2 separate regions of the Mus musculus genome follow, and region 1 is linked to region 2. The links are chromatin loops, found by intact Hi-C in ENCODE. Cell type or tissue: left cerebral cortex. All regions are shown on one strand. Each heading gives the region's core, and the rest is flanking DNA. Links, peaks and the distances in the headings are about the cores only.

What was found. Peaks named below come from ENCODE experiments on the same cell type or tissue, not always from the same donor. Only the 100,000 strongest peaks of a DNase experiment are listed, where the experiment ranks them.
Region 1: it touches region 2 in a loop (2.2-fold over the local background); 9 of 42 quality-filtered maps call a loop at or near these places.

What each region holds. Positions count from the first base shown.
Region 1 is chr8:35,700,663-35,715,977 of GRCm38, forward strand. 1700015I17Rik (a long non-coding RNA gene) reads right to left here. Exons shown (of 3, transcript XR_378890.3): 2 at 14,150-14,243; 3 at 7,329-8,435. Among named protein-coding and RNA genes, the nearest start is that of 1700015I17Rik, 11 kb to the right of the region's middle. In left cerebral cortex, for the core only: a CTCF peak has its summit at 7,364 (motif pointing left); DNase peaks (open chromatin) are centred at 4,391, 7,400, 8,017, 8,291 and 1 more place; H3K4me3 peaks cover 520 bases; H3K27ac peaks cover 310 bases.
Region 2 is chr8:35,644,004-35,659,318 of GRCm38, forward strand. The region is part of intron 1 of Mfhas1 (malignant fibrous histiocytoma amplified sequence 1); the gene reads left to right. Among named protein-coding and RNA genes, the nearest start is that of Gm16793, 63 kb to the left of the region's middle. In left cerebral cortex, for the core only: a CTCF peak has its summit at 6,401 (motif pointing left); DNase peaks (open chromatin) are centred at 9,503 and 10,654; H3K27ac peaks cover 447 bases.

The DNA of each region.
Region 1 (15,315 bases), core at 3,653-11,652, 57 kb after region 2:
TTTCTTGCTGAGATGGTTTAGATCAGCTTCAGTAATTCTTATATTTTTGGTTGTGAGCCTAACCTTTAACGGCTGAGCCGTCTCTCCAGCCCTACTGTAATTCTTAACATTTAGCACACATCGGAAATTGCCTGCAGGGCCTCCTAAGCCGTAGCTATCTGGGCTCTGCTATAATTGTTCAAAAGACAGGTGTGGAGGGTGCAGCTTGAGCATGCAGCCATGCGTCTACATCAGATAGTCAGTGCTGCATGCTGCAGAAGTGGAGATGAAGGTCAGGAAGGTGGAGGAGTCTATAGGCAAGACTTTAAACCTGTCCTTTCAGTCTTAGATGCTTAGTTAGTAGTAGCTCAGGGCCAACACACCACCTCTTTTTAAATCCAGGAACAGCAATGTTTCCTGGAATAGAATTTCCCCCATTCTGTTTTCTCCTTCCTCTTCCCCAAATTCTCCAGGCTTCAAAGGAGGGCTAAAATGGTCAAGTCCCCCACTCCATCAGTAGGTAAGGGGCTCAAAGGAAGAGAGATCCCGGGTTAGTTAACATCATGCTTTGGTAACAAAACCAGGTCTACTAGGTGTCCAGGAGAGCACAGGTTTGTTTTGGATCACAGTTTGGAGCTTTCAGACTGTGACCATTAGGCTCTGCTTTGGGCGTGAGGTGTATCCCACGGCAATAGCATTAGTTGGAACAACGCCATTCAGCATGTGGCCGGAAAGCCACATTTTCACTTCCGTGAAAGCCAAGATGGGTCTCGGTCCTGTCATCTCCTCCAAGAGCCTTCATGAGTCACCAGAAAAATCTTCCAGTAGGTACCACCTCTTCAAAGTTCCAGCTCCTTGCCCCAAGAGCATCACTCGGGAAATAACACATGGGACTTTGGAGACATTCCCTATCCAAATGTTAGTGGACTCAGGGCCGTTTTAATACCGTTAGAGTCATAGAATATGACCTAAGCACAGTTAAGTCAGACCTCTGGAATGCAAGGCTTTTAAGAAAGGAGGCTTCACTAAAAATATCGGCATAGCTTGCTCCTACAGAGACTCTTCAAGTGCTTGGAGCATGGGAGGAGAGGGCTGACGAGGACTCATGCCTGCAGCAATCTACTGACCTTTGCCAAGCCATAGTGCCCATTAGTGACACTGTTTAAAGCGCATTATGTTATCAGTGGTTCATTCCAGGACCAAGGAGTTAAGTTATAGAGTGTCTGTTTCTTAAAATAGTAAGGCACTTTTGAGAGGATTTTTATTTTTATTATTTTTGTTTATTTATGAATTTATGGGATGAGATGGTTTTATATGAGGGCCTCTGAAGTGATGGAAGAATTCCCAGGAGTGAGTCCAGCTGGATGTAGCCGGACAGAAACTGCCTGAATTTTGTGGTCTGCATCTGTAGACTTTCCCTTCTGTTATTGTGGGATAAAAGAACAGACATTGCCTGAAAACACACAGAACAGATCATTGTGTGGCAGTACTCGCATTCACTCTGCAATTTAATTTTTACATCTGTGTAGTTTTATTTTGTTTTGGTGGTTCTGGGGCATCAAACCTGGGACCAAGCTTATGGTAGATGGATATTCTACCACGAGGCTACATGATAGCTGGCTAAGCTTGTTTTACTTATTGTTAGGGGTTTTATGTACCCCTAATATTTAAATAAGTCCATGATGGTGAGGGTCTGTATGTCATGTTCTCATAATTTCCTCTTCAACAAATGTGGGTGATAAAATAATATGATTATAAAAATAGCATATGTAGCTGATAAAAGAAAAACCATATAGAGAATAAATTTTGGTTTAATTTCACACAGGTAAAACTGTAAGTTTCTCCTGTTTTATTTAATAAAATATTTATTTTATTTTTTACTCAAACACAGTGATCATGATTTTCAAGAATAGTGATTTATCTGGTAGATAGCGAAATGATTTCTTTTTATTGCTGAATAATATTACATTCCACGTGTACCAGAATCTATTTGCCCATTCACAGGTTAATTGGTCTCAACTTATTGACTGTCTTTTTCTGAGTACCTATATATAAAAACACCAGTTTTTGTTGAGAGACCTATGAGGGTATTTTATTAAAGTGCTATTTACTTATTAAAAAGTAGAAGCGGAACTTATGTTCACACAAAGAAAATACAGTATTTATAAACAATATTTTCAAGAATTATTACACAAAAATTTAATATGTATCATTAACTTAAATTTTATTTTAAATTATTTATTTAATTTATAATTTATGTAATTTATAATTTTATTTTATTTTATGTTATTGCTCATTTGTTTTGAGGAGGTAGGAATTGAACTTTGGGCATTGGGACACTCTACCAATAAGCCTCATCTCTGAATATAATCTTAACTTTTAAAAAAGTTATACAGGTGCTGAAGAGACGACTCAGTGGTTAGGAATCCTGTTCTTCCTGTGTGTATGTGTTCCATGTACGTGCCTGGTACCTACACAGGCCAGAAGAGGGTGTCTGAGTCGCCAAGTGGATGAGTCCTCTGGCAGAGCAGTTTCACCATCGCTCCAGACTCTCTTTATCTCAAGTACATCACTTTCCATCGAAGGTTGCTGGGACTCTGGGAGAACTGGGTTCAGGTTTGGAGCACGTTACCAGGAACGATGCAAGGCGCGCATCCTGGGGCTGGGGAGATGGTTCAGTTCAGGAAGCGCTTGCGCATGAGCGTAAGAATAAAACAGTTCTCAGAGAAAATAGAGAAAAGTCACGTGCGGCAGGACAGCGGCGCACACCTGCAGTCTAGTTCTAAGGAAGACGAGACAGGATGCTCCCTAGAAAACTCTAACTAGATAAAAGAGGCTAGTTCAGCGGTTCTCAGCCTTCCTAATGCTGTGACCCTTTACAGCTTTACGTTGTGGTGACCGCCCTATTCCCCAACCATAAGGCCATTTTTGTTACTACTTCATAACTATAATTTTGTTGCGATTATAAATTGTAATGTTAATATTTTTGGAGATAGGAGTGTGCCAAAGGGGCCATGACCCACAGGTTGAGAACCGCTGTCTAGCCAACTAGGTGGATGGCGCACAAAGAAAGACAGGTTAAAGCTGCTGCCCTTGACCAACTCTGGAGACATGACCTTAGAATCCACGAGCGGCAATATTGATAGAAACACAGAAGGAAACATTGTTGAAGAGAACAGTCGTTTGCCAGCTAGTAGCTGAGGAATGGTGGGATTAGAAAGCCATTATCATAACCAGCCAAGCCGGCCTGGGGGTGGCAAGAGCAGGTGAAACCCTTTGAAGAGGAAAGAAACATTGTATCTAGTTCATCCGCTGTAGTGTTTAACTGCCAAGGGTGAAGAAGCAGTTAGTGCAGGAGAACAGATGTCCAGATACCACCTTAAAAGATTAAATTTACACCACCAGATGCAGCTCATGTCCTTCAACAGGAGGCCGTAAGGAAAAGCATGACATCACCCCTGTGTTATTTCTCACACAGGGAGAGTAACAGGAATCCAGTCAGGAGGGAAGCTGAAAACACGCAACTCTGACACCAAGTGTTTGATCTGAAGTCTTTAAACTGTCAAGCCCAGAATGAAATGTCCTAGGCAACTATCTGGCGGGACCAGAGTGTGTGTGTGTGGATAGGTGAGCATATGTATAGTTAGGTATGTCATGTGTGTGACAGGGAGGCAATTGATTACATTAGCTATGTCCTGTGGGTCGAATGCTAGCATAGCATTAACTTTAAGTTTCTGATTTTGGAAAATTGAATGTAGCTGTGGTTAAGCGGGGTCTGGTTTTCAGAAAGGAAGGATCAAGTATTCAATTTATAGGCAACCGGGTCGGATGATGATAATGATGATGATGTGTGTGTCTATATGTGCATTTGTGTGTGTGTGTGAGAGAGGGGTCGGGGGAGCAAGGGCAATATAAATGAAACACAATGCTGATATTTAGAAGCTCTGGGCAAGTAGCGTTATTATTTATTTTCAAAACAATTTTGCAACTTTTCTGTCTCTTTGAAATCCTTTCAAAATAAATGGTGGCAATAGTGATAAGAAAGGCAAAAAAAAAAAAGACACACAAAGAAGTGATTGCATGTTGGCAAAGATGTTCATAGTGTTTACATCTGAACTGTGGGCTGTATGCAACTCAAAAACTCCACTTAAAATTAATCCTCCTTATGCTCTTATGATTTACACCTCCTCAGCCATAAACATGGATTTAGCTTTCTAATGTCCATTCGCTTACATTACCCAAGCTCCCCCAGGGGCTGTGGCTCTAGATCTGCCTGTGTCACTCACTGTCCCTGACTCTTCTGTCATCCTACTGCATGCACAGATATACCCTGCCGGGCTCCACCAGCAGCTGCGTGGGAGCCAAAATAGTTCCCAATGAGATAGTGACTGTAAGACAGCTGTAGCCTCAAGTGACTTGGAATGTCACATGCTTGTCCCCAAGTGCTGAGTGTACCATGTGACAGGAGGAATTCTAAAAATGGCTGGGTATGCAGTCTGGTATAGAAGCCCTGAGAACTCCAGGGCCAGAGTGTGGATTTGTGTGTGTACAATAAGATGGCACTAGATTTAAAACACGTAATGTTTATTACAGATCGATGGAACACCTCTGTTCGTGCTTGAGTGCTCTGGGAAACCACTCTTTTCCTTTTAGTTTGGTTTGCACATGAGCAGGGGTGTGTTTGTGTGTGTGTGTGTATACGTGTTTGTGTGTCTGCACATGCACACCCGTGTATGCATACATGTGCATACACAAGCACATAATGTGTGCACACGTGCACATACATATGTGTCTGTGCTTGTGCAGTGCATATATGTGTGTGCATGCAGTTTGTGCTTCAACTTATTTTATTTATTTGCCTTTTGTTTGTCTGTTTGTGAGAAAGAGACAGAGTTGGAAAAGGAGGCCCAAGTTGACCTGAACTTGTGACCCTGTCTCATTCTTCCGGAACACGGAGCCTGCATGTGTGTGTAACTACACTAGAAGGGCACTTGTGCAGTCAGTGTTGGGTAGAGATAAAAGAAACCAGCCATGTGGCACTGGCCTCATGGGGCCATTGGGACCAATGAGTCAGCTCTGCGTGGCAGTTGGAGTGAGATTACTTCATTCTGAGCTTGAACGGTGGGGTGGTGAGGTGGGTTGGCCATTGCCGGCAAAGTTATCTCTAAGCTTTCTAATGCCTACTGCCATTCAGAAATGAGATTAGAGGCAGGCTGATATTTCTTTTGGTCTCAAGACAGAATATTACTTAACACAGGATCCTGTCTCTCACCAGTTTCTTGTATAACCCAGGCTGGCCTGTAATGCACTAGAACATCCTTGAACTTCTGATCTTCTTGAGATCTGAGATCGCAGGTCATACCGCCACATCTGGTTTATATGGCTCTAGGGTGCAAATGCAGCGTTCATGTTTGCCGTGCCCTAACCACAGAGCCACAATCCCAGCCTAACTTTCCCCAGGTTTTCTAGAACTTGCTTTTCAGCAGGCATTTTGAATTTTGCATCAATCATAACCCACACCTAATTTGACAGGCTTTTTGTGACTCAAAGGCACTTTCTGTTTGACCTTGTTTGACGAGTCCCACGAGAGACTCTCTGCCCTTTTCCTTTCTTTCTTCCTGCTTCTGTGAGGGGCCATTTCTTGAATTTCTTTTTGAAGGCTGGCCTATTCTATGCTGAGACATATCTCTGAGCCCTCGTTTGACAAGTCAAGACTGTGAGGTTACAGGAACCCATTTTCTGAACAACCCCCATGCCTCAGGGACCTTAAGAATTGTCACCGTGTTAATTGTGTACATTTGGACAGAGCCTGACAGAATGTCTGATATTTACCAAACATTTTAGGAACTAGGATAGAAGCCTCTAAACCCTGAGAATTCTAAATACACTCTCCAGATATTGAAAAAGCAAGGTGTGATAGTAAAATCTATTATTCTGTCAGTACCAAACAATGAATCCGATACTGTTTTATCTTTATTTATCCCCAGAAAATGAAGGTAAATCATAATACAAAATTAAATGTAAAAATCGAATAAGATTGTAAATTGATGTACAGTCTTCAGATTGACTCACATTCATCTCCGCCATGTGCATCTTGTGGCTTTAATGTTATCCACCTTCTTTAGTAGTAAGAAGAGCTGGCTTGCTGGATGGGCATGGCAGTGTACACCTTTAATCCCAGCACTTGGGAGGCAGAAACAGGCAGATCTCTGAGGCCGGCCTGGTCTACAGAGTGAGTTCCAGGGTAACCAGGGCTTCACAGAGAAACCCTATCTTGTAAGATCAAAACAAAACCAATCCAGCAAAAAAATTAGCTGGCAGATACAGCCAGTCAAGGCGCAACTTCAGGGCATGAATTCTCTTAGTCTTTGAAGTAACTATATAAATTAGGTTCCAATATATCCTTTCGGCAGAAGGAGGAATGGGCATGAGGAACCAGTGGCCGGAAGTGTGTGACTCATGAACAGCAGGACACAGACCCAAATTCTGAATGTTCACTACAGTCTGGCTCTCTATTGATGTGTTTTGCTGTGTCTGAATTATTATTGAAACAAATTTAAAGGCTTATTACTCTTGTCTGTCCCCCACTGAAGCTTATCTGGTCATCTCCCTCATAGCTCATGCATTAGTGGTCAGAGAATGGTTAAGAGCCAGCCACAAAGGAGAACATTTGTAGCACAAGGTTGCATTGCTTCCCATGGCCAAATTCAAGTTCCCAACCTGAGAAGAGACATGCGCTAGCACCTCATTGCGCAGTATTTTTCTCACACAAGCCCCACAAACAGCACAGACTCAAGACCACAGGAAGTAACAAAGTAAAAGATAGAGAACAATTTTTTCTTTTTTTTTAATTAGATATTTCTTTTATTTACACTTCAAATGTTATCCCCTTTCCTAGTTTCCCCTCCGAAAATCCCCTATCCCCTTCCCCCACCCCCTACTCCCCAACCTACCCACTCCCACTTCCTGGTCCAGGCATTCCCCTATACTGGGGCATAGAGCCTTCACAGGACCAAGGGCCTCTCCTCCCATTGATGACAGACTAGGACAGAGGATGACAATTTTCTTAATTTAAATGTAAGTTGACTAATTATGCGTTATGGAAGTGTAATTGGTATACTCTAATTCTAATTAAAAGGTTACATTTCTGGAAATTAAACAATTAGCTCTCAAGGTCCCATCCTTCAAAGGTAGTTCATTCTACTGGAAGTTTGTTTGTTTTGAATGTAAATTAAGTCACGGGTGAAACGGAGGCCTTGAATCACAGTCTCAGTGGAGTCACTACTGAGTCTTCTAAGGTCACAAAACTGCTCACCTAAGGGCAAATGAGGGCTGACCTCTAAGGCAGAGAGGTTTGCGTTCTGTTCTGCCACCTGGTGGCTGTCATTGGAAACTGCTCCTGTTCGCAGCTGCTCTCCAGTGCTCGCGGATGGAACGTGTCACGTGACCCTTCCTGGCGTACTCGCCCTTGAAGCTATAATTAGGCTTGCCGTAGATAATCGGACTCTTTTCATTCTATCGTCCCCCCATACTAAGATCTTTAAAAGAAATTCCCACACGTGGGGCCAGAGGGCAGTTGAGTGACACATGAGCGGTTTTTTTCTTTGCCCCCCCTACCGTGAGCAAGCACCTCAGCTGCTCAGGGTGGAAAAACAGCTATGCCCAGGCTTGGCTTGGAAATGTCACCCAGGGTCTCCCTTATCCTAGCAAAGCTCATCTTGCTATTGTTTAATTGGTTTACAGGCACTTGGGAGTCTGGATTTTAAATATTCCTTCCCAAGATTCCCCAGTTTCCTGGGTTGAATATAGCCACAATCCCAGTTTCAATTGTCAATCATGCACTTCCATCCATCAATCCTGCGGTATCATCGTGGACCTATTTTTAAGACAATGAGAACATCCATCTGTACTGTCGGCTTGGAAATGATAAGGTCATTGTTGCTATGCTAACCCATACGACAGCTCCCATCTTTAATGTATTTAAATGTAATCCTCTATTAGAGGGTGGCTCCCAACCATTCTCCCATCTTCTTCATTTTTGTGCCGTCTGCTCGGAATCCATTCATACCACGGACATCTGCTGAGCTCAGTGGCAGGCTGGTATCTTGGCTGGGTGATGTAGACAGAAGATGAAGCCCAGGAGAACACTTGAAAGGCTTGGTGTGGTTCCCTCAGAGTGTCAGGAACTCTTCTGAGGCCTTATCGACTGAGCTCTCTGGCTCAGAAGGGGACACATTTGGAAGCATCTGCTGAGGCAGGGTGCTGCGGGTGCTGCTGATGAGAGTGACTTGCTCTAAGCAGAAGAGTTGGCAAGGGTTTGTGATGCGCACCGGCTGACCTCAAAGTGAATGTAGAATTTGGTCAGAAGGAAAGGATAGGAAAGCTGTGGAGATTCCAGAATAGAATCACAGAGTCGCAGAACCTGGAGTGAGTGTGGCTGGAGGGTCCTGAAGCAGCTGTAAAGAGAAATGACAGCAGAAACCAGCATGGTAGGCAGATCTTAGGTGCCATTATCATGACAGGAAGCATGACTCCATCTATTGAGAAATAAAAGAACAGCCCTGTATGCAAAGTTCGGACAGGGCCAGGCCCACATGAAGTTGCCTATCCAGCTTTGTGGGGCATCTGTGCCAAACTTGGGTGGCTTTCTGTTACAAATGCCAAAACATTGGGTTTCTAACACAATAGTGATGAGGACATGGACATTTTAAATATGAGATACAACTATGGAAGCCAGTTCTGCAAAGCTGTGTTTCATAAGATCTATGCGTGTGGTTTCATTAAAAGGGAGAAAAAAGTAACCCATGGTAAGGAAATAAAACCATTAGAAGAAAAAGTTAGCCCCAAAAACCTAGTAGAGAAGAGCAAGGGGGCAAGAAGAAAGAGGAGGAGGAAAAGGGGGAGGAGGAAGTAGAGAAGGAGGAAGAGGTGGAAGAAGTGGAGGATGAGGAGGACCAAGAGGAGGAGGAATGCAAGGAGGAGAAGGAATGCAAGGAGGAGGAGGAGGGGGAGGAGGAGGAGGGGAGGAGGAGGAGGGGGAGGAAGTATAGGGAAAGGAAGGGGAATGGTAGCTTGAGAGCCCAGAATAGGATCTGTGGCAGGTTCTAATGACGGCCATGTGAGACATGACCTATGTTTAATGAGGTCAGAAGTAAAAGGGAAACAAGATCTGTTGAAAGATAGATGGTGAGTTTCACTCATATCATTTGGGAGGTTAGAGAACTAAAAATGATCCAGAGACCAGTTCTACATTTGATCTCAGTGAGAAGGCCAAGAAGCTAACAAAGAATAGATCTCTAAAGTAATTCAGTAAACTGTCACCAAAGGCTTGTATGTTCTTCTCATTGACCCATAACATCTACCCATGGACATGCTTGAGAGGACAACCCCAAGTAAGCATAAAGTTTGTATATAGTACATGCACTACAGTACTGTACGGTAGGAAATGAACTAGAAACCAATACACTTTGCTTATACCTGAAAGAATGAATAAAATATTGTGCCTGCCAAGAATGTTTAAAGACGTAGCTAACTGCTTTTATAGCTGTAATTATGTTAAATTAAAAACAAAGGTGCCATGATTCATAGAGTACCATTCTGGCTTTATTAAAAAGAAAACCTCTATGAGCATAGAAATGAAGACAATAAATATAAATTACTAATTATAGCTTTTCCCAGATGGTGGAGTTGTTTATTTATTATCCCTTAGACTTTATCAAGCACTCTAATAGTTTCATACAATTAATCTATATTATTATAACAAAAAATAAATAAATGCAATAAAATATAGAAAAGGAAATGACAGCCGGTCGGCTTAAGTTATAAAAAATCCTGCTAACATTTATATTTAAATATAGTTTATTATAAAGATGTAAACAATGACATTTTAACAGGAAGTTAAAACTCAGGATTAATAAAAATGGAAATCTACCTCTTTTAATTTCAAGGTCTAACATAATAGCTGTGATTCAATTAGCAATTCTATTACATTTCTGGCAGACGGAACATGATGGAAAGCCAGGATCAGCTCAATTTGAGTAGTTTTTAATAACGCTGTGTAATGGAGTCTCAGGGCGGACCTACAAAGAAATTCAGTGTTTCAGAGTATTGCTTTCTGAACTAAATTACTTCTCCAGGTTTATGACAGTGAAAGTCTTATCAATACGCACTATGGCATTTTAATAAAGTTACATAATTATGCCATGTCTCTCTTTGGTATAGTACTGCTTTCAGGATCTTGGAGCATAAAATCAAAACAGTGATAATGGCTGTGGCCGGAAGACACAACTACATGGGCTTCCCTTGGAAAGATGCATCCCATTTGAACTAGAAATAGAACCACGATTTCCAAGAAGAGCACTTATTTCTTTTATAAACACACACACACACACACACACACACACACACACACACACTCACACATCTGTAATGGTGTAGCAGCTAGACAACAATATTAAGTGTCAACTTTGGCTTGTTGATACTTAATATTGTATATATTAAGTACTTAATTTTCTTTCTTTTCTTTTTTCTGTTTTAAAGATTTATTAATTTATTATATCTAAGTACACTGTAGCTGTCTCCAGACACACCAGAAGAAGCCATCTGATCTCATTACAGGTGGTTGTGAGCCACCATGTGGTTGCTGGGATTTGAACTCAGGACCTTTGGAAGAGCAGTCAGTGAGTGCTCTTAACCACTGAGCCATCTCTCCAGCCCCTTAATATTCTTATATTGTAAATACATATAGGATATGATATATGATATATATTCATAATATATACATTATAAATGAATATATATTATTTTGGGTTTGTTTGTTTGTTTGTTTCAAGACAGGGTTTCTCTGTGTAGCTCTGGCTGTTCTGGAACTCACTCTGTAGACCAGGCTGGCCTTGAACTCAGAAATCTGCCTGCCTCTGCCTCCCAAGTGCTGGGATTAAAGGCGTGCGCCACCACCGCCCAGCTGAATATATATATATATATTATATCTTGTTATAAGAACAGTTTCCTAGGACTTTTTCTCCATATTGATTTTAGGTCAGTTGGTATGGGACTGGCTCTAAAACCCTGCATATTAATGTAGAATAAGCAACTGTGTCCTACTAAGTGCACATGATTCAGGAGGCATTGGCTTGGAAAGATAAACTGTTGTCTACTGCCTTCAACATCTTGCTGAACATTGTCAAGAGTGCTTCCTCATCAACCTGTCCTCTTGGGAACAGCCAACAGGCCTGGGGATAGCTATAAATGGGTAGTTAGCTCAAGCAGAGAGTTCACAAGGGATGCTTGTCACCTGTTTTTCAAGGACCGCATTGATTGAGCCTTGACTTCCTAGTGTCCTGCTTCTACCTCCCTCCCCCTCACTGGAGGGGTCTGCTCTTCTCCCCCTCACCTTTGCCCCACCTTTTATCCCTCTCTACCTTAGCTCATCCGTTGTCTTAGACTCTTAAAACCTTCTGGCCAATATGGAAAGTCAATACTTACTGTTGTTGTCCAGCTGCTACACTGGTACAGATAAAGGGTTTGTGGCTGGTTTGGTGCTTACGTTTCTCTTTTGATAGTGTTTCTTTTGATACGTTCCTGTTTCAAAGACTAGAGCATATGGGTGAAGGCTCTATGTAGGGATATTGAATGAGCTGTGTAGGTGTTGTCTTCAGCAATGGGGCTTTGCTGCCAGTTTGTGGAGAACAGCCTATATATAGTCTTGGCAATGGCCTGTTTTTTGGGGGATTCCTGTGGGGCCTCTTTAGCCAACAACTCAATTAGAGGTAACCCAAATTTGGTACTGGAAACCTTATTTAGTGACAAGAGATGTCCAATTGGGACTCTGCCCCCCCCCCCCCGTCACCATTGTTTTGCAAATAAATTTAGATCATCTTTTTTAATGTAGCTACTTTAGGAGATTTCGAGTGTATAAGAAGAATGTATTTTATTTCAAGTGTATGTGTGTTTTGCCTGCATGTATGTGTGCATATCACATATGTGCCTGGTACCCACAGGGGCCAGAAGAGAACATTGGATCCCTTGAAACTGGATTGTAGCCAGCTATGAACAGTCATGTAAGTGGTGGGAATTGAACTGGGGTCCTTCACAAGTTCACTTAACCACTGAGCCAACTCACCAGTCTCAGAAAATAACTTTTAATAATCAATTACCTTAGTCCGTCTTTGCTGCTATGACAAACTACATCAGGCTGGAAGAGTTGTAAGTAACGGAAACTGATTGCTCGCAGGCATGGAGCTGGGAAGTCTAAGGTTAAGGTACTTGTAGGCTAATGTCTAGTGAGGAGCGGGTGCCTTGAACGTGGCAGAAGGCTGGAACAGAAGAGCTTAGGTCCTCAGACCCTGTTTGAGAAGGCTCTGAGCTCTGGGCTTGGGATGTCACTCGGTGTGACCAAGGGCTTGCCCAGCTTGTGTGAACCCCTGGTTTCCAAGCCTGGCAAAGAAAGAAAAAGCAAACAGCTATGGCCTAAATCTACCCAGGAGGACCTACTGTCCTGATTTAGGCAGCTGGTGGTCTAGCCTTGTAACAGGAATGATCCCATCAAAGTTCATGAATACAGGGTCTATATTTAGTTTATGGCAACCCAGGGTTTGGTTTACTCCTCCAAACAAATTGAAAGACGTAGGCATTATCTCATTTATATAAATGAACTTATGTCTTTAACAAGGGAAACAAAGGGAAGGACTGTGGAAATATACTTTATTCTCATTTTAATCATAAATGCATGAACTTAGCATCGTGTTCCCATTCTGTCGGATGCTACACTTTCAGTATCATTCATCTGTCATGTGTAAGCTGCTTTCACTAAAACTATATGCCACTAATACAAAAACATTCAACATTAAGGGTCTTGTAATCTTAGGAGATTAAAACATGAAAATCTCTATTCATATGCATAGATTTTTGTGGCCAAGAAATATAAAATATACCTGAGGGGGGGGGAAACTGTGAAGTTTAAAGAAGAATGTCGTATTAAAGGATAACATTTTGGTAGAAATGACATAAAGAGGAGAATAGAGTGGAATATGTTAGAAATTACTGCTGGTTGGTTTAAAAGGACACACACAAAATTAATGTAAGCTTCATTAGGAGAGATTCTCAAAACCCTGGATAACCATGGATCTTGAAGAAAAGGGAGCCTCTGAACGTTCATCCCCCTTTGGGCCCAGAGAATAAAGTGGGTGTCTGACTTGCATAGGTTTGAGAGGAGGGAATGAGCGCCAACCATATGAACCAGCATCCAACTAGCATCCAATTAGCCTGCACTGTTCTTTAGTCAGGAGTTAAGGCAGCAGGAACACTGACAATGTAGTCAAGTCATAATTTTTATTCAGAATTGTTTTGTGTTTGCTCTCAATACAATGGGGGAGAGAAAGAACTCTGCCTAGGGAGAGAGAAGCTGCAGGGTCTGACTTCTGGGGACAGAGGCAGCTGAGGACCTGTCTTCTAACAAGCTGTCTGTGGTGGTTTGTATGTGCTCTGCCCAGGGAGTGGAACTATGAGAAGGTGTGGCCCTGTCGAAGTAGTTGTGGCCTTGTTGGAGTAGGTGTGACACTGTGGGTGTGGGCTTTAAGACCCTCATCCTAGCTGCCTGGAAACCAGTATTCTGCTAGCAGCCTTCAGATAAAGATGTAGAACTCTCAGCTCCTCTTGCACCATGCTTGCCTGGGTGCTGCCATGTTTCTGACTTGATGATACTGGACTGAAACTTTGAACCTATAAGCCAGCCCTAATTAAATGCTGTCCTTATAAAAGTTGCCTTGGTCATGGTGTCTGTTCACAGCAGTAAAACTCTAACTCAGGCACTGTCTTACAAGGGGAAAAAAAGCTTATGGTTGTTTCTTTAAAATAAATTATGGTAATTATTAAATGTTTATAATATTTACATTCTATTAAATATTTAAATAGATTCCTGTGGTTAGAGAAATGGCTCAGGGCATTTAAGCACTTGTTGCTCTTACAAAGGACTCAGTTTTGTTAGTCACCAGCAACAACATAGTAGCTCACAACCGGCTAGTATTCTAGCCCCAGGTTCTTCAATGCCCTTTTCTGACCTTCCTGGGCAATTGGTACATTTGTGATGCAGCATTTACATACATAAAATCAAAACAAATTCTTATAAAAAAAAAAGCAGATTTTCAGTTACGGTGTTTAGAGCACCACTCACCAACACAGCTCAAGAAGAGGTCACGAAAGGCCTGGGGCTACTCTCCATCTTCTTCAGGCAGATGTCATTTTGGTGGCATGTGGGGGAGCAGCTGCTGTGTTTGAGACAGAAAGGTGTAGGTGAGCATTGCGTGCATACCATTTGAATGCCTTTTCTGCTTTGAACATGTAAAGCCTGGGGTGGTAGGCTGGGCTCAGAAGTGGGGTAAGGGGCTTCCACCTGTCCCCCCAGGTCACATTGCTCCTCCCAGCTCATTCTGTCACCAGGGTGCTCATTCAGAGGGGCTGGCTCAGAGGCTGTGCTGCTGAGGACTGTGCAGCCCTTGCTAACTCTGTTTAACTGAGGGCTCTCCTCTCTGACCTGCTCTGCCCTCTTCCCACCCACCTGCTCAGAGCTCATACCCAAGTTGGACCCCACTCTTTCTGCATTTTAAGACACCAGTGGTACCATGCAGTGCCTAGACAAGATATGCTCCATAAGTAGATTTGGTAGATTAAATGACATCTTCATACAATATTTACATACATGTTTGTATATGTGTATGTAGGTATGCATGCTCCCTGACATACAATGGTGTTATGTCCAGATACAACTATCATGAATACAACAAACAGAAATGGCATAATTTGGAAATACACCTGCAAACTCTAGGCTCAGCGACACATTAGCACACAGTTGAATCTTGGCAGATTTCCTCTCTTTGCCTCAAGTCCAGTGGCTTGTGGGGGCTACGGCTCAACTCTGCCCTGCACCACAAGCTGTCCTGGTTTGCTTTTCTGCTGTTGTGATAAAACATCTGGTTTAAAAGCAATCTGGGAAGGAGAGGGTTCATATGACTTAATAGCAAGAACTGAAGAAGAGACCATGGAAGAATGCCGCCTGCTGTCTTGATCCCGGGCTCCCTTTAAGACACCTTTCTTATATAGCTCCGGCCCACCTTTCTAGGAACGAATGATGCTCATAGTAGACTGGACTCTCTTATGCTAGCAGTCAAGAAACTACCCCATAGATATCCCATTTGGGCAATCCAATGGAGGAAACTTTTCAGTTAAGCGTCTCTCTTCTTGGGTGTGCCGCTTTGACAACCAAGATTAGCCGTCACACAAGTGTCTTCCCATTTATAGACAACCTGGGAAAGCATCAACATTAACAGTAAGGCATGTCAC
Region 2 (15,315 bases), core at 3,374-11,373:
CTAGCGTCCAGGAAGAGGGAAGACTCAGTTTCTTCTGCCAGAGAATGCCAGTAGCTCGAATGGCCCCTTAATCTATGTGTTCCCTCCAAATGTTGAAGATGTGGCCCCAGTTCTGAAGACTGTGGTGATTGCATTTGGGGAAGGGTATCTTTGAGGAAGTAATGAATCCTAGGATGACCCTTCATCCAGTAAGGCTGTTCTCCTCATACAACTAGAAATGGGATACACTCAACACAGAGGAAGCCTCCCCAGACACACAGAAAGACAGAGAAGTTGCTGGTTTCCAACTAGCAAGAGAGGTTTAGGGAATCCAGCCCTGCCAAAGCATTCATCCCAGTGAGATACTAAACGTCCAATAAGCCCTGCAGCCTGCAGACTTTCACAACAGCCAGGCACTGGAACTCAGGCTGGTAGCCTTCCCTGCTTTAGGGAGAGTGGTTCTTCATGATCTTTTCTGCTTTGTGGTGCATTGTTTGGGAAGATGGGGTAGGCATGAGGATGGGGCATGCCCTAGCATGGGATGCTCAGTGGGATGCTCACAGAGCATCTCTAACCCAGTTTTACTGGCTCTCCAGGGCAGCATTAACCCAGCCTGCCTCCTCTGTCCCTCTCCCTAACATTCACAGGGAGTCTAGCCTACGTAATACTGACTGTGGTCTAGGAGCAGGAAAGCAAGCAAGCTCTGTCAGTGGGAGGCCAGCACAGCCTTTCTTCAGGGCCTGGATGCTGAGTGCCTGGTTCCTCTCGCCTATCTCCCTGTGCTCTGACCCACCAGCTTCACCTAGCTTCAGAATGCATGGGTACCCTCCTGAGTACCCATGAGTCTTTGCCTGGCTCTCACTGTTAAATCTGTCCTGACCAGAGATGCTTTGTCTTTTAGAGATGGTCCATATCTCTGCAGTGAGTGAGATATAAGAGCAAGATCCTCCATTGTATGAGTTACCCTGGAACTGACCTGGGGATTTGAGTGTGTTAGGCAAGTCCTCAGCCACTGAGCCATAGTCCCTGTCACCCAGAGTCACCTCATAACATAGAGCCAGGAAGCATCTTCTGTCTCCTACCTACTGTCCTTCCCTTGAACCCAAAGTTTTACACATGCTACTTAAGTGCTCTACTTGGACTCACTGTGTAGCTCAGGCTGGCCTCAAACTTTCAATTCTTCCACCTTAGCTTCCCAAGTAGATGGGATTCCACTTGTATCCCAATGGTGTAGAAAGGTGCTTATGTATGGAGGTGTACAGCGTGTGTGTGTGTGTGTGTGTGTGTGTGTGTGTGTGTGTGTGTGTGTGTGTGTGTGTGTGTTACAAGATGCTATAGCCCTTCAAACCCTCATTCCAGCAATCTGCTTTGAGCTGGGCCCCAGGCAAGCCCAGAGGACCCTGCCACAGCCAACCACATTTTAAATTAAAGGAGACTGGTATCTTCTCTGGGGCTAATGAAGGCTTTTCAGGGGCATCCTGTGCACCGATGGAAGCCAGCCAGGACTGCATGCCCAGCAAGGGTAGCTGAAGATGAACAGAGTGTGGAATTTGAACAGTCAGCTTCCTCCAGGAGGTAGCCTTCCTCTTTAGCCTGCCTACTGTTTACTTCCCCAGGAAGTGGGGCTGGAGCAAGGAGGGGGCATCCTGCCTGGCCAGGAGTCAGACCAGAGCAGCACTGATGTAAATATTTAGGTCTGGCTCAAAAGTATGGAGTGGTGAGCTCTGAGAGGGCCCCACTTGGCTCAATGGGGAAGGAACAGTGCTCACATAGAAAAACTCATACCTATATTCCCAACACTCACTAGGTTAAGGCAAGAAGATTGCCGAGCTTGGGCTACAAATGAAAAACAGATAGACAGACAGACAGTGCTTTTATTAATATGAAAACTTAAATTTCACCTTTTCTTGGTGGGGATGGGTGTGGCTTACCACTGTTGCTCCCCTCTGGGGGTATTTTGCTGTGATGGAGGAGGAGGAGGCTTGCCTTCTTTCTGTGTGAGCACTCAGCTCCGACAGTGAGCACCACGAGGTTGAGCTCCTGTAGGAAGGTGATAAAAATCTCTGGTGTTCTGATTTTTTTCCTTTTTTTTTTTCTCTTCTTTTTCTTTCTCACCTGGCCACAGCCACTGTGGGTCTGCTGAAGTGTCACAGGTTGGCCTTCTTGGGATGCTGAGTGGCAAAGGATGCTGATGGAGACTTAAGGAAGTGGCAGATCAGTGGCTCAGGAGAGCCAAGGATGTGTGTGTGTGTGTGTGTGTGCGTGCTCCAGTTGGAGGTTGCTCTACTTCACACTGAATGTGCACAGATTTGAACTTGAGCCACCCAGAAAATTAGGTAGCAAATCTCCCTGCATGGTATTTTAAGCCACCACTGACTATTTAAAGCTAAATGACTCTTGAAATAAACCAGTTCAGTCTCTTCCTTTTAGAGCTGACAACTGAGGCCCCAGGATGCATAGTTTGCCAGAGAGGAGTTAGAAAACCAGCTCCAGAGCACAGCTTCTGCCCTTTCCTCCTAGGCTTCCACAACAGGATTCTCAAGTTAGAAAAACAAGCAAGCAAGCAAACAAACAAACAAACAAACCATGTTCAGCATAAAGTCAAGAGCTCAAGAATTTTCTTGTCATAATTTATTAGAACCACACAATAACTTGCAAATAATAACAGCTATCAAGAAAGGTACCCTTCTGTGAAAGTTGCATTTAACTATGGAGGTCTGTCAGAGAGTGTACACTAATCTGAGGTGGGAAACCAGGGTTCTGGTGAGGAGGAAGCAAAGCCCAGCTGTCACTGGGGGCTGGCCCGTGTCTCCACACTTCTTCCCGGACTCCTCTCCCTTACGTGCTTGGTCCCAGATCCAGCATCTGTCTTCACTGCTCTTTGGTCGTGGGCACATCCTCATTTACTTGTCAGTCTCCCTTTCTCTGTCTCAGGCCCCTGACTCCATCTGCAAGCCCATCCCCATCAAACTCTCTGGCTTCATCTTAGCCACTCAGTTGTTCCCATCTTGTGGTTCCGATCATAGTCCTCTATCTCCATCTTGATCCACTTCAGTCCACTGTGACCCTCTGAATCCAATGTGTCATTATCTCAGTCTCCCAATGCCATCCCAGCACCTTGTCCCTATCTTAGTCCCCTGACTTACTTTGGCTCCCTGACTCATTTTGGTCCTTCTGTCCTTGACTCATCTCATCCCTCTGCCCCCGTTCTACTGACCCTTCTCCATGTCCATCTCTGTCCCCTGCTCACAGATGACCCAGTCTCCATCTAAGTTGCTAGGCTTGTCCTGGCCTCTGCCCCCATTGTGCCTCAGGCTCTTGCCTTAGGCATGGCCGCATTGTGGTATCATCTCTGTCATTCCCTGAGAACAAGCTCTCTTTCCTGCTCCAGAAGCAGCTCCCTGCAGCCATACAGTACCTGAGCACCTCCTCCTGAGTCTTCACTCTAGTTGCCCTTCCCCTATCTCCCAGATTAATCCTGATGGTCACTTCAGTGTCTTACTCCCCGGGGAGCAGCGTGACTACCCTGCACCAGCTTTTCCCCACCATCCTGCTTTTTGCTGCCACAGTTGCCTGCTGTAGTTCTGCAGCAGACCCAGTGTCACTGGGATCTCCTGCTAACACTTGTCTGTGTTGATCCCATCCAGTCCTTGCAACAACCCCATGAGCTTTGAAGTAGAGAATCTCAGGTCAGAGCTATCAAACTCATTGTCAGGGACCCACTGGCAGAATGTCGTAGAGCACGGACTCACCTTTGGCTGATGTGACTGCACTGTCCTGTTGATGCAAGGGTTATCTGAAGCTCATCAGATCCTAGTCCAGCAGTTACCCTTCTCTGTAGTGTGCTTGTCCTAGTTCAGCAGTCCTTCCAAGATCTATAGTGCCCTCTGATGATGATGATGCAGGGCTCCCCAGATACGATCCCCCCCCTTCCTCTATGCGTTGTAGTGTGGCTGTGCGAGTCTGGAGTTTATCAGTTCCCTCTGTGATTCCGTGCCTGCTTTGCATCAACGTTCTTGTGCCTTGGGGCCCCTGTTAGGGTCAACGCAGGTTCCTTGAACACAAGCGCCATGACCTGTCAATACGATGACAGGGATCGATGCTAACATTATGAACGGTCAGGTAACACATACCATGGGGATGCCCTGATGAGGGGGGTAATTTCTGCCCCTGGAAGGACAGATTAGATAGTGAGAGGGTCTCTCGTGATACTCAATACGTGGTATAAAACTTAGCAGCTGCTCATTTGGAGAATTTCCCATTTGACATTTTTGGATTGCAAAAAAAAAAAAAAAGGGAGAGAAACTGGAACTGCGGAAAGTCAAGTGGGGTAGTGCTGTGAGAAATGATTGTCTTTGACACCTAGGTGATTCTAAGGAGTCTGGATTGGGGACCTGTCTCCTACTCACCAATGGGTTTCTCCAGTGTGGGTGCAGAGGAGGGCTTCTCTACTATAGTTTAAGATCCTGGAGACACACCTAAAGAAGTTTTAAACCATTGATACTGTCTAATGAGATTTTAAAAAGCTACACTCTTTATTTTAAAAAAATGTGGGGCTCTAGCATAATTGATCAGTGGTGACTGATCTGTATTCTCCCAACCTCAGGCATCCAAAGGGGTTTCACACTGCCCTGAAGACCACAAGTCTGTTTGGGAGGCGACCATTTCTACACCAGCCTTCTTGTCTAGATAGTGCTTGCATTCTGCAGATCTGCCCTGTTGAAATCTTAAGAACCAACAAATGCAGGGTGGAAATAGGTTTCCTGTGAGTGCCCTTCCATTTCCCCCGCCCCTCCTTATTAAGATGCTTGGATCTGCTGCCAGACAGCCTTAGAGGCATCTGTAAGCGTCCGCAGAAGCCACTAATCCCCCCACCCCCACCCTGCGGTCACTCTGTCTCCATCTGGCATCTGCTTCTGCACACCCAAGGGATGGGCAGGGAGTGGCTGCCAGGCCTGCAGACCCCAGCAGGTGGAGAGTGTGTCCCTGTCACTGTTCGGACTCACTGACTGTCCTGTGTGCCAGCTTTGAGAGGCAGGAGGGAAGGGAAGGACAATGGAACTAGAAGCATCTACATGCTTGCAAGCTTTTCTCTACTACTGGCGCTGCTTTGTTTTAATCATATGTATGGTTTGGATTGGTAAAGTCCTCCCGAGTCTTATTTTGGGTCGTTTGATTCCATGATGCAAACAGTACTGTAGTTTCTGCCTGGAATCATAGTCCATGCTAGGCCAGAGCCACCATTTAGAGCTTGACCACAGGAGCCACTGATGCAGTCCTATCCTAAGAGAAGGGGCAGGACTGTTGCATGTAGCTTTTGTACTCTGTCTAAGCTTCCGGATTGGGCTATGCTATCAGCCCCCACCTAGCTTCCCTTGAATCCATGGATAAAAGACACACACAGTTGTTGGTTTTCAACTTGCCTTCTTGGCACAATTGCTGAGTTCTACGATCTCCTGCCTAGAAAAGTGTGCCCTTATCAATTCTCTTAGCTCTGCTCCTCCTACCTGCCCTAACTTTAATCACTCAGTTAAATCTAGTCCCTGCTAAACTTCCCTGACCACCCATCTACAGATGGAGCAGCCTGTGTGGTCTCCTGCTCCTCCCAAGATCTTACATGGCTGCTCAGTTCTTCTCTCTCCAAAGCATGGCAAACTCTCTTCACCTCTCTTGCATCTCCCTCTTTTCTCTAGGGACCCAGAAATCCCGCCTGTACCTCTACCCAACAATGGGCCCATGGCTTTCTTTACTGACAGATCAAGAACCAATTAGGGAGCAGGACCTTAGCATCATACCTGCCTGTACACAGGACCCAAGAAGGAGGGCCAGGAGAGAACCATAGGGGTTGTCCTGAGAATGTGAGGATTTGGCTCCATGAAGATGGGAGGCTGTTGCTCAGGAAGTTGGGGGAGGGGTACCATAGGCGTGGGGGACAGTACAACCTCATGTATGTACAATTGTTTGTGTGAATGGCTGGAGGAATACATTGAGATTAGGTGATAGAGGCCCTGAATAATGAGTACAGTTCATTAACAGCAGTGTGTCAGATAAAGAAATAGAGATTGCAGTTATGCTTACAGTAGGCGTATATGAGGAAGAGAGAAAATTAATGATATACCATTGTGTGGATAGGAAAGGCACACACCAGGCCGATTTACAAAGAGGGAGGAAAGGAGAATTGAATACATCCTTCAAAAACAATGTGTGTATATTAACTTATGTATTAAAACCCGCACACATGAATAGACCTTTATGATAAAATATTTAGAAGCTAAGCAGTGGGGCTGGAGAGAAGGCTCAGCAGTTAAGAGCACTGTCAGCTATTCCCGGGGTACTGGGTTCAATTCCCAGCATCTACATGGTGGCTTATAACTCTCTGTAACTCCAGTTCCTGGGGATCTAGTACCCTCTTCTGGCCTCTGTAGACCATGACCAGGAACGGGGTACACAGATACTCATGTACTCAGATACCCATATACATGAAATAAAAATAAATAAAATGTAAGTCAAGTTGTTTATATTAGTTACTTTCACATGTTCATGACCATAATCCCTGACAGAAACAGGCTAAAGAGGGAAAGGTGTATGCTAGCTCCGGTCTCAGGGGATTTCAGCCGATTATTCTGGAGAGGCCATAGTGGAACGGTGCAGTTTATGATGGTAGAACAGGAGAGAAAGCTATGTGTCTCACAGTTGACCAGGAAGCAAATAGCAAGGCAGGAACCAGGGCGAGGGATAAATTTCAAAAGCTCACCCTTGATGACCTACTTCTGTGGCTAAGCTCACTTCCTACAGGTTCCCTAAGCTCCCTGTCAGCCACTTGCTAGATAACAAACATTCAAAATGAGAGCCAGTGGGGTGGGGTGGGGTGGGGGAGGGAGAACCGACCCATCAATTCCAACCATATAGCTGTTCTAGGGAAGACACAGAAAACAATTAAATTCATGCAGTTGTTGGTCGATTTGAGGATCAGGGTGGCCTTGAACTCACAGAAATCTGCCTGTCTGGCTCTGGCTTGAGTGCTGGTATCAAAGGCGTGCGCTGTCACACCCAGTGCGGTTATTTTGAGCTTTATTTTTAGTAGTACAGACTGTAAATGGTACAAAAGGTCTGATGAGGAAATGAACACCATCATTTCTCCTTGCCATGAATTTCCTGTCCTGGAGCAGTCACAATGGCTTGTCTCTGGTTACAAGGTACACAGGGGCTCATGCGTGTGTTCATGCATGCGTGTGTGTGCTCTCTCTCTCTCTCATACACACACACACACACACACACACAGAGAGAGAGAGAGAGACAGAGAGACAGAGAGAGAGAGAGAGAGAAAGAGATTGAGAATTAAATGGTAACATATTATAAACACTGTTTTGTTCACTGCTTTGCTGGGTAGAGAACTCACCAGTCCTTCCTCGCTGGCTGCGTGATGTCACCACACGGTGAGAAGTGGTTTCATCTAACTAGAGTTCTGCATTGGATCTAGTCACCCACCTCTTCTCAGTTGTTTGCTCAGAACTCAGCCCTGCAGTGAATCCTCCGGACTGCACCCGCAACCTGTATGGATATACCCCCACAATATATATATATATCCTGACGTAGAATTGTCAAAGTCCTGCCTATAGGAAACCTATGGCAGAGTGAAGCCTCCATTGTACACATGCTACTTTGGAGGCAGAATGGAATATAGATTTTAGAGAAGCAAGCAGGAACATTGAAGTACTTGCAAGGACTACTATCTTTCCAGAAATTACTTTTGCAAATAGTTGGATTTTCTACATTTTAGTTGAACTAAAATCTAAGGAAGGCTTTATCACACTGCTGCTCTGTGCTGGGTCTAGGATTAGGTCGGTGCTAATGTCATCGTTTAAATTCCTTTAGCATTGCTATGAGATATATGTTAGGCACTTTCTGCTCACAGTTTGCAGTTGGGAAAACCAAGGTCTAGAGGACCCAGTAACTTTCCTGAGTTCCACAGTGGGTAGGGTTATAAGCCATCTTCTCAACAGACAGACAGACAGATGGACAGATAGACACAACATGCACATACACACATACCTTACCCCAATTAGAAATTTCTGCAAACTTGCTATTATGAAAATATCTGAGGATTCATTAAACAATGAAGTAGTATAAAAATCAAGTTTTACCTAAAGTTGTCACGTGACTCTGTGACGTAGTGTCTTACACTTTTAATAGGTTCATGCAGTATTCAGAAACGACTTGATGTGGGTTCATATGGAATACCTTTAACCATACAGGGGCTGCATTCTTGGTCCACTGACTCTAAAACAGAAGATGCAGCCCTAAAACAAACTTGGCCCTGGTTCAACTTCCAGGCTGGTCCAAAAAGCCCACAGTGCTCTGAAAGACATTGATGGTCATAATTCCTTCAAAACCTCAGTCCCTAGCAGAATACAAGACAGGCTAGAGCTTCAGTGAGGGGAAACAGGACAGGCACACTCTCCCTCCCATGTGTGGACAGGAGCAGAGCTTGTGGGCACTGAGGCCACCAAGATTTGCTGAGCTGCAACCCATGATACCAGGTCACAGATGCCCCACTTAGGTCACATTGTTAGAGGCCTCAGAGACAGACATGCTGAGGAGAACACAGTCACTCACTGTTTGAAAAAGCAAGCATCAGATGGTGACAGTCTGCACATTGTCATTTTGGATAGCTTCATTAGATTGACCACCTCTAAGACAGACAGGCTCTCCTTCAAGTGCTAAGGTGTAATTTGGTACAATTTTTCAGCTCAAGAGACAAAGTGCTTTTTATTTTATTATTATCCTTGCTTCCATAAAAGCCAGGGAAAGATTCTCCCCCCTAGATAATAGAGACCATTATGGCAGTTATTCATTTTTCAGTTCAATTTCTCAAAAATGGTATAATTTTTAGAGCAGGCAGAGAGAAAAAATAGTGCCCGTTTGAGCTAATTTTGTTAGTCTCACGCTAACTCCTTGTGTGCTTTGATATGAACGGAGACAGTGTCCTCACTTCAAACCACCTGCCCATTCTCCTGGAAGGTTGGTAGAATATGGCTCACGTTTAAGTTACAGTACCTCTAACCTCGTGAAAGGCTAAGTGTCATAGAGAGAACAGAGGAAGAAAAAGTCAGGCTTCCCTGAGTTGACTTAAGGTAGGTGAGCTGTTTACCTTAAATAGTACCTCTTCTACATTTACCCTTAGCTAGTCATTAGATACGTGTCTATATCACTGCTTCCCTCCCCGACTAGAACTTACAACCATCAATTATCCTTAGCTCTTTGGACCTACAGCATTTAATAGCCATTGATAAGTGGTGGTAACTCTCCGTTATTAGATACTATATTGTTATTAAACCACTTATGTGACTGTACCGCTCTACTTGGGTTTGGCTCAGCAGGGCATTTTTTTTTTATAACCATCACAGTGAGTCCTAAATGAAATAGCCATAAATAGAGGCTAGCAGAGAATCTCGGGGGGAGGGGGAAGATATGTACTTGTGTAGCGTTCCTGCCTTTCCGAAAATGTGGTCTAGGAGATGCCCCAGTTCCGCAGTGTAGAACTTCTGGGAAAGAGCAGACACCATGCGTTCCTCCTGCAATCTGTCAAGCATTTGATGTTCTTGAACACAGTGCCTGCTATGTTCTGACTATTGGTGTCCCCTCGAGTCTCTAGGTTTGGATCTAAGACATTCTGCTGTGATACTGAAAGGCAGAGTTATTCAGAAATGGTTCTGCCCTCGTGGTTGGAATGAGTACCCTCATTAAAAAGCTTGAGCAGGCTACCTACCCCTCTTCAGCCGGGGGAGGGTACATTGGCATAGAGCAGAGAGCTCTGATCTGATTGGAATCCCAGCCAACAGGTTACTTCTCATCTTTAATGAAGTCAGTCCCCTTTGGTGGCCTCTATCCTGCTTTCCAGACCCGAGTGCTTTCATGACTGTCATTTACCTTTATATGTATGGCTTCGGGGTTCAGTGTGGATGCCTACAGCCCATTTGCTGCTTGATTTATGCCCGAGAAATGAAGACCCATGCATGGTGATACACACCTACAACTCCAATACTGAGGAGGATCTCAGTTCCAGGGCCAGCCTTGGCTACATAGAGAACCAACTAGAAAGAGAACTCACTCTTGTTCACAGTTGCAGCCATCAGCTGTCAAAGCTAAGGAGTCTTAGGAGAGTCGGGATATGTCCCTTCTCGATCTGTTTACACACGTGGATGGCATTCCTGTGCAAAATAGTGAAGTGGATCTGGGTGAAGGTTCCTTTTGGCCTTGAAGCTCCGTGTCTATGTGGTTTTTCTATGTCTTCCAAACCCTTAAGAGTCCCCCACCCCAGCTCCAATTTTCATCTTCCTCTCTTCTGGGGAAGGACGGGGTAACGTTAAGAAGTCCCTCTGATTCCTTGTTAGGAGACAAGAAGAGAATGCATGTCTCTGACCATCCTGAGAGTTCTCAGTTCCTTCTTCCTATTGCAAAACCAGAATGACGCTGATAAGACCCACAGGCCAGCTGTTCAGATTGCAGGCCATAAAACTTCCTTTCTGCTGACAGCTAACACGGGAGAGTGGATCTCTGAGTCCAAACTCTTCTGCGCAGGAATGCATGTATCAAAGTCTCTCTTGGAGCCTGGATCCTTTTCCCAGAAGTAGGTGACAGGCTATGTAAATGAAGAGTCACCTTTGAAAGTGTGTCAGCCCCTGCAGAGCGAGCATTTTTTATGATCTTGCTGGAGTGTGAGACTGGAAGACTGAGGGGTGGGTGGAAGACTCTGCTCTTTCCCCCCCTACCCAGCCTCTCAGCACACTTTGATCTGCACTGCCTGTCTAATCCTCCGCCAAGTGCGCTGGAACTTTAGCCAGAGCAGGAAAAAGAGAAATAGTTTTCCTTTCTTGGGTGGATTTGTATTTATATAAACCCTTAGCCCTGAAAATGAGCCAAGTGGCAGGCACACGCTCAGAGGGAAGGTGCATGGGACTGTATGAATGGCGGGAAGAGGCAAGGGCCCTCTACTCCTTTGCCCCCTAGATGGATGAACTAGGGTCAGAGGGCGTCTGGGACTTTCAAGGGCCAAAGAGGAGAACAGGGTATGCCCTCTGTATGTTTGAAAGACACAATAGGGGCATGGAAGAGCAAAGCTCTTGGTCCTGGGACATTGCCCCTGGGTATGCACACTTGCTGCTGTGGATGGTGTGCTGCCTATAGGAAGGAGCAGCTCTCTGCACACAGGGGAGAGCAATGTTGGAGAAGCCTTAGGAGTCCTCTGATGTCAGTTGCCATGTTGGTTTATTTGCATGAACTTGTGGGGAGTGTTGTTGTTGTTGTTGTTGTTACTATTAGACCAGTCCTTCCTCTTCTTTGGACAGAGTGAATTTGTCACTCATATTTGCTATTGGTTGTTTAAAGATTTCTTTTCCTGTTTCCCCTGGCTCTGCTTTCTCTAGGATATAAGGTGACTTACTTTTGGACTCTACAGAATTTAGATTCTCTTGTGGGATCTAAAGAGGGCCTTGGTTCCTTGCCAAGCCATATCATATCTGGACTAGTCTGGGACAGGAGAAGAGGTAGGGGATAGCTAGTTGAAAGTGTTGGTTGGCACTTTCCTGCTGTTTCCTACTTTTGAACCCAATCCAGAGCCCTTCATCATGGGTGACTCTGCTTCCAACAACTTCCCTTGAGCCCCTTCTTTCTCCGATTGATTCGTAAGCTCAGGATGAGCCCTGTCCATCTGCTGGCCCCAGATGTTTATTCTGGCCCCAGCACTATTATTTTGTATGTGTTAGAGCCTTGCACTTCAAAGTGGAGTCGTCCTGAAGTCTCCACCTGGGTCTCATCGCTAGGAATTCTGGGATGCTCACACTTGAACCTTTGTTGTGTGTGAAGGAAAGGGAAGTTCATATCACCAAGCACAGGGAAACACTGAGGCTTGGAAGCAAACCCAGGGAAGGGGCATTATAAAAAGGGGTAAGTTTGATGTGAGGAGAGAGGCTAGCCCCAGGTCCAGTTTGGAAAGAAACTGTTAGTACCTTTCCCCCTTAGTTCTCCTGGGTGAAGTTTTTGCCACATGTTTTAGGAATGACTCTGTGATCCAAGGGTACAATGCTCTATCTATCTATCTATCTATCTATCTATCTATCTATCTATCTATCTATCTATCATCTATTCATCATCTATCATCTATTATCTATCCATCATCTATCTATCTATCTATCTATCTATCTATCTATCTATCTATCTATCTATCTATCATCTATTCATCATCTATCATCTATTATCTATCCATCATCTATCTATCTATCTATCTATCTATCTATCTATCTATCTATCTATCTATCAAAGTATTTATAGGGAGGGGCCTTGGTTTGTGATGTGCTGACATCAGATAGTGACTCAGAATATGTCATCTAGACCGTGACACAGTTAATGGCAAACCCATCTGACCACAAAATTAGCACCACTGTTCCACGTTCACTCAGAAACATGGAGTTGGGCACATGTGTCCTGTGCATGAGGGGAGATGTATTCTTTCACACACAAATGGAGCATTCCTTTAGCCTAGTCTATCCCAGCCTACAGATTCCCCATCCTACCTCCCACCAGCTCTTCTCTGTGCTCTCCTAGTGGCATTTTCCTATTGTTAAGGGTTCTTTCACACTTAGCCCACAGATAAAAGTTGGCTTGAGCCTTTCTGAAGACACTCCTGTTAATCTAGAAGAGCCGTGGGTAATTACCTCTAGGGACTCCAGCGACCAAATGGAGCTCTTCTTTGATTAGTGTCCACGAGATAATTAGTGTCCCTTTCTTCTTGTCTCTGAGGGAGGAAGAGAACCTTGTGTAATAAGTGAGCAAGAGTCAAGCAAGCTGACCTCGTTTGCCCGGATGGGATACCTGCTACAGAAGGACAAGCAAACAGTAGCAGCCACTTGTACCCAAGGCATTGCTCAGTGGGACCAAAGGGTGGTGTCTTAGTCAGGGTTTGTATTCATGCACAAAACATCATGACCAAGAAGCAAGTTGGGGAGGAAAGGGTTTATTCAGCTTACACTTTCACATTGCTCTTCATCACCAAAGAAAGTCAGGACTGGAACTCAAGCAGGTCAGGAAGCAGGAGCTGATGCAGAGGCCATGGAGGGATGTTCCTTACTGGCTTGCTTCCCCTGGCTTGCTCAGCCTGCTCTCTTATAGAACCCAAGACCACCAGCCCAGAGATGGTCCCACCCACAAGGAGCCTTTCCCCCTTGAGCACTAATTGAGAAAATGCCTTACAGTTGTATCTCATGGAGGCATTTCCTCAAATGAAGCTCCTTTCTCTGTGATAACCCCAGCCTGTGTCAAGTTGACACACAAAACCAGCCAATACAGGTAGGGATGCTTTGTGATTCACCCAGGAGGCCATGGTTCTGAGCTTTCTCCTTCTACCTGCAGCTGTCACCTGTCAGCACTTTGGAACATGCTTTGAAGCAGTTGATGATGGTCCTGATGACCAGAGCATAAACACTCACTGGAGATAGAACTATTCAGAGTCAAAGTAGATGTGAACTAAAAAAGAGAAAAGAAGTGAACAATTTCTTCACCCTTGTATGTTGACTAGAGTCCAAGGATCCATGAAGAAATAAAGTCACTGGTTTAGAAGAGGGTAATGATTTTGTTTTGTTGTTGTTGCTTGGCTGGTTTTTGTTTTTTTTTCTTTTATTTCCTGTATTTATTTATCTTGAGATAGCCATTTCACTGTGTAGACCAGGCTGGCCTCAAACTCAAGTGCTCCCACAGCTAGTTAGAAGCTCACCGTTTTTGATACTGTAAACATTTGCAGTTGCCTTTCAAATTCACATTGTGGAATGTGTCCAGCTATTAAGTGGCCCTGTCTTACTTGAGTAAGTGTCTGCCATTAAGTGTCTTACTTGAGTAATTTCAAAAGCAGCCATCTGAGCTAAACCCTATGACCAGGAACAATATAACCCCTTGAAGGTTTAGGAACTGCTCTGAGTCTCAGAACTCCTTAAAAGAATGGGTGGCTTAGATGACTTAATGAAGGGTCAGCAGATCTCTGTTGATTCTGTATGTGCCCTAGCCAATTTCCCAGTAAGCCCATGGCAGCTGTCTAGAGTTTGGAGCAACTTCCCAAGGACCCAGTTTACTACCCCATTGAGATTCCCTATGGTTCCGCAGCATGCTCACTCTTTGTATGGATTACTTTTATGTCATTGTGACATAAGACTTGCCAGAAGCAAGCACGGGTCTTACAGTTTAGACAGGGTATACCCATCAAGGTGGGGATGGCGTGATGGCAAGATCACCTCCTGATCAATACAGAATGAGGATAATACAGCAAGTCACTTTGCAGCAGCAGACAGGAAAGAGAGAGGTGGGGAGGGGGAGGGGAAGGGGCTAGAGGGAGAGGGAGAACTTGGCTCCAAACAGGGCTAGACTGAAACCCCCAGAGGCTGGCCCCTAATGGCCCAAGTCTGCCCTACTTCTCAAAAATAGGCTACATCCCACAGCCTGTCAAAATAGTGCCACCTACTGGGGACCACATGTTCAAACCTAGGCGCCTGTGAGGAGTATTTTTGCCTTTAATGGGTAACAATTCTCAACTTGTTCCCACACCACAAACATAGCTTATGTGAGATTTGGTGAGCACCTGAGCACAGTTCCAGCCTGCTAGTTGATCACTTAAATGCAGCAGCCAAAGTCCAAGAGCACACACTGTCTCTTGAGGCCAGAACCCCAGCCTCTTGGAGCATCACCCCCCGGTGCCATGTTTCTTCCCCCCACCCCCACCCCGAATATTTCTTCAGCCTTTAATGTTCTCTCGTGTTCTCCTCAGCTATTAAATCCTGCAGGTAGATAATATTCATCTCTACTTATCAGGACTCTGTAAGTCTATCTCATGACTACACTTTAAAAAAAAAAGATTTATTTATTTTAGTATGTGAGTACATTGTACCTGTCTTCAGACATACCAGAAGAGGGTATCGGATCCCATTACAGATGGTTGTGAGCCACCATGTGGTTGCTGGGAATTGAACTCAGGACCTCTGGAGAGCAGTCAGTGCTCTTAACCACTGAGCCATCTCTCCAGCCCCCTTATGACTACACCTTAACTGAGTCTTTCATTCACTCACTAAATCTCTTTTCCCTTATGGCCCACACGGTTGTTTTTTCCCCAGGTATCTGTGTAAATTTTACTTAAGTTCTAGACAGCTTTGTTGTTTTGCATGGTGTTTATAACTGGCATCTTCAATCTAGATCCAGTTGTTTGTACTGAACAAATATTTTGACTTTCAACACAATGTCTTACGTTGTTGCTATGATAAATGTTTAGTGTTCTGCATAATATGCCCAATAGTGGAG